Linked DNA regions of Homo sapiens: regions 1 and 3 are each linked to region 2. The links are chromatin contacts, found by Hi-C or POLR2A ChIA-PET in ENCODE. All regions are on one chromosome and are shown on one strand. The core of a region is the stretch at or near the end of the contact, and the rest is flanking DNA. Distances in the headings are between cores, read along the strand shown. Region 1 has its middle 30 kb from the start of TNFSF18. Region 2 has its middle 74 kb from the start of TNFSF18. Region 3 has its middle 120 kb from the start of TNFSF18.

Region 1 (2,700 bases), core at 129-2,628, 44 kb after region 2:
TCTTTCTTTACAGTATTGGATGAGCTAGTGGGAAAAGAACTGGGCAAGGATTTGAGCAATCCAGATTCCAATTCCTGCATTCCCTTAACCTCACTGTGTCTCAGCTTCCCCATTTGTAAATGAGAGATTAGGGATTAATTTTCTTTATTTAAAATATTTTCAACTCCATAGTTCTGATTTGAATCAGTCTGTCTATCCTAGCAGATGTAGCTTCTTGAGGAAGTCACAATATCTTAGAAATCTTCACATCATCTTTGGTGCCTACCTGTGCTTTGTACATAGAAAAACCTTAATAAATATATGTGCAGTGAAAAAAATTCATGAATGAATGAATAATTCCATATTTTCTTTATATAAAATACATCCAAATGTTTCATCATTATTTTTGTAGTTTAAGTAAAATATAACCTCCAATTCTGTATTTCTAGAGACAATATAATAAAAGGCAACTATTAATAGAACAAGTCATAGAGATTCAAGCTTTTCAACATTTATCTTTTCAAGCACCATGCAAACATACAAGATGCAAATTCATAGAGCGTGAAGAAACTAATTATATACTTGGTTGCTAGAAGGAACTCATTGAAGCTAAAAAAGAAACAAATTTAAGATAAACAGAGAAAAAGCTACCTAAAATAGCTAGTTGTAAACTGATAAAAATATTTTGAAAATCAGCATCTATCAAGCATTTTTTTTTTTTTTTTGAGACAGAGTCTCGCTCTGTTGCCCAGGCTGGAGTGCAGTGGTGTGATCTCGGCTCACTGCAAGCTCCGCCTCCTGGATTCATGCCATTCTCCTGCCTCAGCCTCCCAAGTAGCTGGGACTACAGGTGCCCGCCACCACGCCTGGCTAATTTTGTTTTTTTGTATTTTTAGTAGAGACGGGATTTCACCGTGTTAGCCAAGATGGTCTCAATTTCCTGACCTGGTGATCCACCTGCCTCGGCCTCCCAAAGTGCTGGGATTACAGGGGTGAGCCACCGCACCCGGCCCTATTGAGCTCTTTCTATGTGCCAAACACTGAACTAAGTTTTTTCTGTGTATTATTTTACTTTAATCCTTAAACTACTCTGTACAGTAGAATTAATTATCCTCCCTTGACACATAAGAACACCTATCCCCAGAGAAGGCACACAAATTGCTCAAGCTCACACAAAATATAAATAGCAGAGTCAAGATTTAAACAAGCCTGTCTACATCTAAGCCCATTCTCCTAACGACAGCACACAATTGCCTCCCCAGAGGTGATATAGCCTAGAAAATAACAGATTGTTTTAAATGTCTTAAAAAGACAAGTTATAGAATTAAAAATAGTTAAGTAGCTCATTTTATTGAAAGAAAAATGACCCATTTATACTAAATCAAGGAAAAAGGGTGGTTTGTTAAAAGGATTTACAAGGCCTGAAACAGGAACTGAAATTATGTCAGAAACTAAAGCAGCCCCGAGCGTTGACTGTTTTAAACTTTTTCTTTCGAAAAGCTACGTGGTCTCTTCCTCTCTCTCTCTCCTATTCATATGACAGCCCTTGCTTTCCCCTCACATCAGCTTTATTTTTCCAGCCTATCAACAATTCCATGGCATCATTTCACTTCTTCTTCACTGGAAAATGGTACGTTTTTTTCCTAAGTTCTAGATCAAATTACCAAGAAAAGTAATTAGATTTGTCCAGCTCATTTTGTTGCACAAGGACATGGATCACACTGTGTGTCTCCAGCACTCTGCTGGGAAGAGGATGCCCTGACCAAACATTAATACCTGGCTTTCCAGGCATATGCCTTTTTTCTCCCTTACCCCTGAGGTTACCTGCTCTCTACCACTCCACAATTCTTTTTTTTTTTCCTACAACCAAGTTTCTACAAAGAGTAGTGTAATTTTTTTGTCTCATCTTCCATTTCTCCTTATCTAGTAATTATACTTCCCATTTGTTCTTTAATCATTGATATCTGGATTATGCCCCCAGATGTCACAGAAAATGATCTTGTTTATGTTGTCAAAAATTATCTACCAGCAAAATCCAATTAGCAATGTTCAATCCTCTTAGTATTTGACTTCTTGGAGCCTCTAACATTGTTGACCACTCCTTTATTCTTAATCTCTCACTGTCTGTTTCTGTGGACCTATTATTTTCTTCCAGTTAATGTCATTTGTCCCTGGTTGCTCCTTTACAGGATTTCCTTCCTTTGCCTGTCTTCAAATGTTGGTGATCCCCACGTCTCAGTCATTTGCCCCATTTTCACTTTACCCACTCTCTATAGCGATTTTATCCTTGTCAGTGACTTCACCCAGAAGGCTGTTGACTTTTAAATATTCATCCCATCTCATGCAACTCCTCCTGAGTTCCAGCTGCATACTGGTAAAGCCCACTTGGATATTCTGCAAACATCTGAAACTATACCTTTATAAACCTAAACACATTATCTCATCCACACTAAATTTTCTCCAATTCCTCCTTGCATATTCCCCACCATAAAAACATCACCATCTTCCTCAATATGTCTAAGAAGGTTCTTCCTCTTCTTTATCCCTCACTTTCAATCAATCACTATACTGGTTAAGATTCTGATTACAATTAATAGAAACCAACTTAAGCTAAATGAGTGGAAAAAACGATCTGTCATAAAGGTACAATAATTCTTGCATAATCCAAGGACAAAAATGTACATGGGCCTTATGCATCAGAAACAGTTCAATGGAGTTTCT
Region 2 (2,700 bases), core at 76-2,575:
ATCAAGATAAGAATAACACCAGTCCTTGACAGGCTCCCTTATGCCCCTTCTCAGTCTCTGTCTCCCCAAAGGTAATGTCTATTTTCTACTTTATCACCACAGATTAGTTTTGTCTATTTTTAAATTTTAAAATTTAAAATAACTTAAATATTTTTAAATATATTGATGGACTCATACAATATACACTCTTGTGTCTAGATTTTTTCATGCAGTATACTTCTGTGAGATCCATCCATGTTGTTTGAGTGTAGCAGTAGTTCATTCTTTTTCATTTCTACTTTATATTCCATTGTACAATTATATCACAGCATGTCTATCCTTTCTACCATGAATAAATATTCGGACTGTTTCTAATTTTTGGCTATTGTGAATAAGCTCTTAAGAACATTCTTGTACATGTTTTTAGTTTTCCCAGTTTTCTTTTCTTTTTTTTTTCTTTTTTTTGCACATAAGCACTCGTTTCTGCTGGGTGCATAGCCAGGAGTACAGTTGTAGAGCCACAGGGTCATATTTAGCTTTAGAAGATATTGTCAAACAGTTTCCCAAAGTGGTGTGACCACCAAAACCACCCTCCTCTTGTTTACCCCCTACCTCACTGGCCATTCTTTCTCAATTTTTTTTTGCCAATCCTTCGTAATAGCCCAGTGTTTTAACAAAGAAGTACCCTATTCAAATCCACATCTCCTTTTGGCCTCATCCTCCTTTTCCCTTTCCCTACCTTATTTTTCTTTATATCAATTATAACCATTTATAATAATGTATAATTCGCCAAGGTATTTACTGTCTTTAACCCTGTATATTTTAAGGGGTATAAGCTTCATGAGAACAGAACTTGTGCTACTTTTATTCCCTGATACATTCCCTGTACCCAGAACAGTCTCTGGCACATAGCAAGCACTCAATAAATATTTGATGAATAATTGAGTGATTAACTGAATGGAGGAAATGTTAGGGAAAAATGGTAAGAGGCAGTGGAGAGATATATTCTCCCCCAAAATCTTTAATGAATCGCTAGTATGGATGTAGCCCTGTTTGAACCTGGACATTCTGAACTTTATATGAATTGCATCATCAAAGTTTAAGTTCCAAAGGCAGGTGTCCTTGAGTTCCTGACTGGGACAGAGATGAGTGGAGAGGAATCAAATCCTGAAAAACATCTGGCTTTGTTTTTTGTGGCAAGTGTCAAGGTCCCTCAAAAAAAGTGCCCAAAATAACTTTATAATCACTTTAAACTGAAACGTAAACTAAAGAATTGTGCAGTTTGGCAGCCACTGACGTCACATCATTTCATCCAGTTCTAACCAGAAGCTTCCCAGGAACACAATAGCTGTTGAATCATTAGCCAGGGTGTGTAACTGGAGCCAGCTACCAATCTGGCCTAAACCCTGAGTTATACAATAAAAGTAGTTTGTAAGCTAGACTGAAATCTCTGTGGCCAGAACAAACAGTTAAACTGAAAATTATCACAAGGAAAGGCCAAAGTCAACAAGTTTGGTAGTGACTCAAAAAAAAAAAAAAAAAAAAAAAAAAAAAAAGCAAGGAGCTCTTGGCTTTGGCCCAGGGCAGACCAAGGAAACAGAGGATAGGTGAGAGATGCAGGCTCACATCAGGTCAAGGACAAGGTGGAGGGCACCCAGAATGTTTGATGGCATTCAGTATTCATTTTGCATTCTGTGTTCTTGGAAAGCCAGGGTGCAGCCTGGGCCTCCCAAAGGTATTAGCAGTGTCAGGCACCTGATGGCCTAATGCCACTTACAGAAGCAGATTTCTAAAATCTCACTGGAGATCTAAATCAGGAAGACCAAGAACAGAATGAAGTGATGGGGAAGGCTTTGTTGTTAGCGCTGGAGACTATTTTCAAAATAAGCTGAGTTTATCCAAGATTCTTGGCCATTGAGCAACTTTTTCAAAGGTAATCGAGGTTGGTTGTCCCAACCCTTCTTCTTCTTAAAGTACAAAAAGACATTTGGCCAATAAACCACTACACAAATATTTCTGTTCTTAGGTTTCTGACTATATTTTGTCTTATATGACATACTGCTTTTATGCTTCCTTCTAAATTTTAATTATGAGAAGAGTAGAGCCTATGATTTACCCATCTGTAAATCTTCCCCCAAACCACGACCTCCACCTAGTTCAGGGCTTTGAACATGATAGGAACTCAGTAAACATTGTTGAAATGAATGGAATATCTTTCAAATGTGTGAGGAATCATACTATGTTTAAGGCATATTGAAACTCTGCTATGGTATGATTTCTTCCTCGCAACCACCAGCACAATAGAACCAAACTGGTTTGTCCACACTTCCTGCCCAGGTAACTGGAGGTGAAACTTTTGCTCACCTTAAAATATTTGTCATATTGCCTTAATGTCTTTGCCCACAGAATTAATGGAAATACTTGGGTTTACTGATAATTGATAATTGGGCTTAAAAATATTTGTGTAGTAAACATAGCCAGACTATGTCCTATGTGCCCAAAACATCTCTCAGTGATTAAAAGTATTCTGTTTTGAAAATAAATAAGCATGATGATGCATGCTGGGGTTTGGTAATAATTTGCTACGTTTGGTTCAAATTAGTCAGTTCCTTTCAAAGTCATTGAAGAGTAAAATATGAACTGCCATGCAATGAGGCTGACCTGGAACTCTCACTTCCCCAAGTCATTTCTTGGCCATAGGTCGGTGGTGACCATTTCATG
Region 3 (2,746 bases), core at 100-2,599, 42 kb before region 2:
CTCTCAAGCTTTAGCATGTATTAGAATGACCTGAAAAACTTATTAAAACACAGATTGCTAGACTCCATCCCAGAGTTTTGTGAGGTGGGGCCTAAGAATCTGCATTTCTACATATTCCAAGGTGCTGATGTTGTCACAGGTCTGAGAACTATGCTTTGAAAATCACTGATCTACAGAAATGGAGTGACAGTGAGAAATGGGCAGTCATGATCAAAGTACACTCCTGCTTGCTATACTTGTACAATGCTTACTAAATATAAAACCAAGTTAACTTGAACATCAAAGGCATCTTAAATGGGGCACATGCCAAAAGGAGGAATTACAGCTGAAAAGTTGGAATATAGGGAAAGTCAATTCCACCTTCTGCTTGAAGATGGTATCAGGTCTAGGAACGTGGGGTTCTGGGATAATCCCATGGAATCAAATCTTATGTGATGTTCTGCTTCATTTTGATTGCAATCACTAGCTTTCTTTACCCTGAGGCTAGTTCTTCAGTTCCCAGTATGGCACACAGTGGGCTGAGTGGAAGGGACAAAGGTGAACTTCTCAGGGTTACTGTTGGTATTCATCACCAGCCTAAGAACAGAAAAACACAGCCAGGAAGAGAAACTCAGGTGAAACTGGACAGCCAGAGCAGAAGTGGCTCCTAGATAGTGGCTCTAGAAAGTAAGGTATTTTTAAATGTTTGGGGGGATTTATATATTAAAAAAATAGAATTTAAGAAGTCATTAATTAGGTTTTGGTCTTGATGTAGGTTGCTTAAGAAGAAAAAATCAGTTTCATTTAGAGGCCTGTTTTGGAGATTGGTTCTTACCTTGTTGGAATAGAGATAGCAGACTTGGGCCGGGCGTGGTGGCTCACCCCTGTAATCCCAGCACTTTGGGAGGCTGAGGCAGGCAGGTAGCTAGGTCAGGAGCTCGAGACCATCCAGGCCAACACGGTGAAACCCCGTCTCTACTAAAAAAAATACAAAAAAATTAGCTGGGTGTGGTGGCGGTCGCCTGTAGTCCCAGCTACTCTACTCAGGAGAATGGCGTGAACCCGGGAGGCGGAGCTTGCAGTCAGCCAATATCGCGCCACTGCATTCCAGCCTGGGCAACAGAGCGAGACTCTATCTCAAAAAAAAAAAAAAAAAAGAGAGAGAGATAGCAGTCTTGGCCTATGGACTGGATTCTTGTTTCGCTTGTGATATCACTTTTTCCAGTCACTGATTTGGAATATTTGCGTTTTTTAACTTCTCTTTGTCAGATCTCAGGCTGCCTGGGAGGTTGAGGGTAGGGGTAGAAGAGGGATTACAAAAACCTGGCAGCCTCCATGGACTCACACTATGGGTACACATTAGAAATACACCAGGGAATGGAAGATGAGTCACAGCCATGCTGAGTCATGCTGGCCAGATAACTATCAGAAGGATTTCCTGTTTGCCTGCGAGGGACACAGATGATAAATTATTTTTCCTCTTATTTAACCCATTTGTGTTAATAATAACGTCATAGATGGTGTATCCCTTGGTCCATTATCAGAACTCTCTTAGTTTAGTCTTCCAAATATAGAAGGAACAATGGGACACAGGGTCCTGAAGTGAGTCTGTGCCTTATTCGGTAAATTTGATGCAAGCATCTTTGCCTTTAAGTGCAGAGAATGTCAGTCTTCTCACACGGAATGGGGAAGGCTGCTTTGTGTACTTCCCCTGACACTACAGCATCCAGATGGCCAGTCATCTGGGAAGAGGAGAGCAGAGTTACAAAGGAGACAGAGTCAATGATAAGTTCAGAGGCCTAGGAAAGTTTATTTAACCATAATTGTCATCACTGAGTGAACAGGCAAAGAACCCGCATTAAGTCTTGCTCAATTTCTAGAAGCAGATTCCCAAACGTGGATGTGCCTATGCATCCATCTCCTGCGATGCTCGTGATCAAGGTAAATTCCTTGCTTCTATGCATAGTCCTGGAAGCTGATTTTTTAAAAGACTCCCTTCCTCAGTAATTTTGATCCACTTTGGAAAACATTGCCTTGGATGACATCCTCTTCTGGGCCTAGTCATTGAACATGTTGAAAATTGTAATGTCTGCAACATGGAAATGTACAGCTAAAATTTACACTAGAAATGACTTGTATGTATGGTAGAGGATAAAAGTGGGGATGAGAAGAAAAGAGAAGAGGAGCACATTAGGATCAACAATTTTAAGGTACTGAAGAATGTGAGCATTCTGTAAGCCACAAATTACCATGCTATGAAGCTTCAAATTGCACTTATGCCACTGGCCAACATATACATTCATCATTTGTCCTGCTCTATCATGGAAAGAATGGATAATTTACACTGCTCTTGATTTTTTAAATGAGATTCACATACCATAAAAATCACTATTTTAAAATGTACAGTTCAACAGTTTTCAGTATATTCACATAACTGCAGATATCACTATCTAATTCCAGAATATTTTCATCACTCTCAAAAGAAATCTATGCTTGAATAATCCATTTCCTATTCTCCCCTCCAACCTCTAGCAACCACTAATTTACTTCCTGTCTCCATGATTTGCCTATTACGAAAATGCTGTATAAATAGTATCATGGAAATGCTGTATAAATATGTGTGCTTTTGTGACTGGTTGCTTTCACTTAGCATAATGTTCTCAAGGATCATTCATGTTGCAACCTGTGTTAGTACTTCATTCCTTTTCTGAGAGTAAGTTATATTCCATTGTATAGATATACCACATTTTTATTTATCCATTAACCA

Evidence for each region. Hi-C counts contacts between places; a loop is a spot of excess contacts on that map. ChIA-PET counts read pairs that join two places held with the same protein, here RNA polymerase II (POLR2A). Pooled maps may share reads with other maps.
Region 1: a loop to region 2 is called in a map with no recorded cell type, with 8 times the contacts of the local background. The contact joins two enhancer-like sites. A Hi-C loop is called at or near these places in 1 of 37 single-sample maps with no recorded cell type and 2 of 50 pooled maps. POLR2A ChIA-PET finds 5 or more read pairs at or near these places in 3 of 52 experiments (B cell, GM12878 and endothelial cell of umbilical vein).
Region 3: a loop to region 2 is called in a map of PC-3, with 4 times the contacts of the local background. The contact joins two enhancer-like sites. A Hi-C loop is called at or near these places in 5 of 168 maps with a recorded cell type or tissue (MCF 10A, PC-3, aorta and 2 more) and 6 of 50 pooled maps. POLR2A ChIA-PET finds 5 or more read pairs at or near these places in 5 of 52 experiments (AG04449, BJ, MCF 10A and 2 more).

What each region holds. Positions count from the first base shown.
Region 1 is chr1:173,019,138-173,021,837 of GRCh38, forward strand. No RefSeq gene overlaps it. Among named protein-coding and RNA genes, the nearest start is that of TNFSF18, 30 kb to the right of the region's middle. Within about 2 kb of position 1,379, at least 4 of the 41 ENCODE cell types and tissues checked have a DNase peak (open chromatin) inside an H3K27ac peak, as active enhancers do.
Region 2 is chr1:172,975,211-172,977,910 of GRCh38, forward strand. No RefSeq gene overlaps it. Among named protein-coding and RNA genes, the nearest start is that of TNFSF18, 74 kb to the right of the region's middle. Within about 2 kb of position 1,326, at least 8 of the 41 ENCODE cell types and tissues checked have a DNase peak (open chromatin) inside an H3K27ac peak, as active enhancers do; they include PC-3, where a contact is called at or near this core.
Region 3 is chr1:172,932,687-172,935,432 of GRCh38, forward strand. No RefSeq gene overlaps it. Among named protein-coding and RNA genes, the nearest start is that of TNFSF18, 120 kb to the right of the region's middle. Within about 2 kb of position 1,350, at least 23 of the 41 ENCODE cell types and tissues checked have a DNase peak (open chromatin) inside an H3K27ac peak, as active enhancers do; they include PC-3, where a contact is called at or near this core.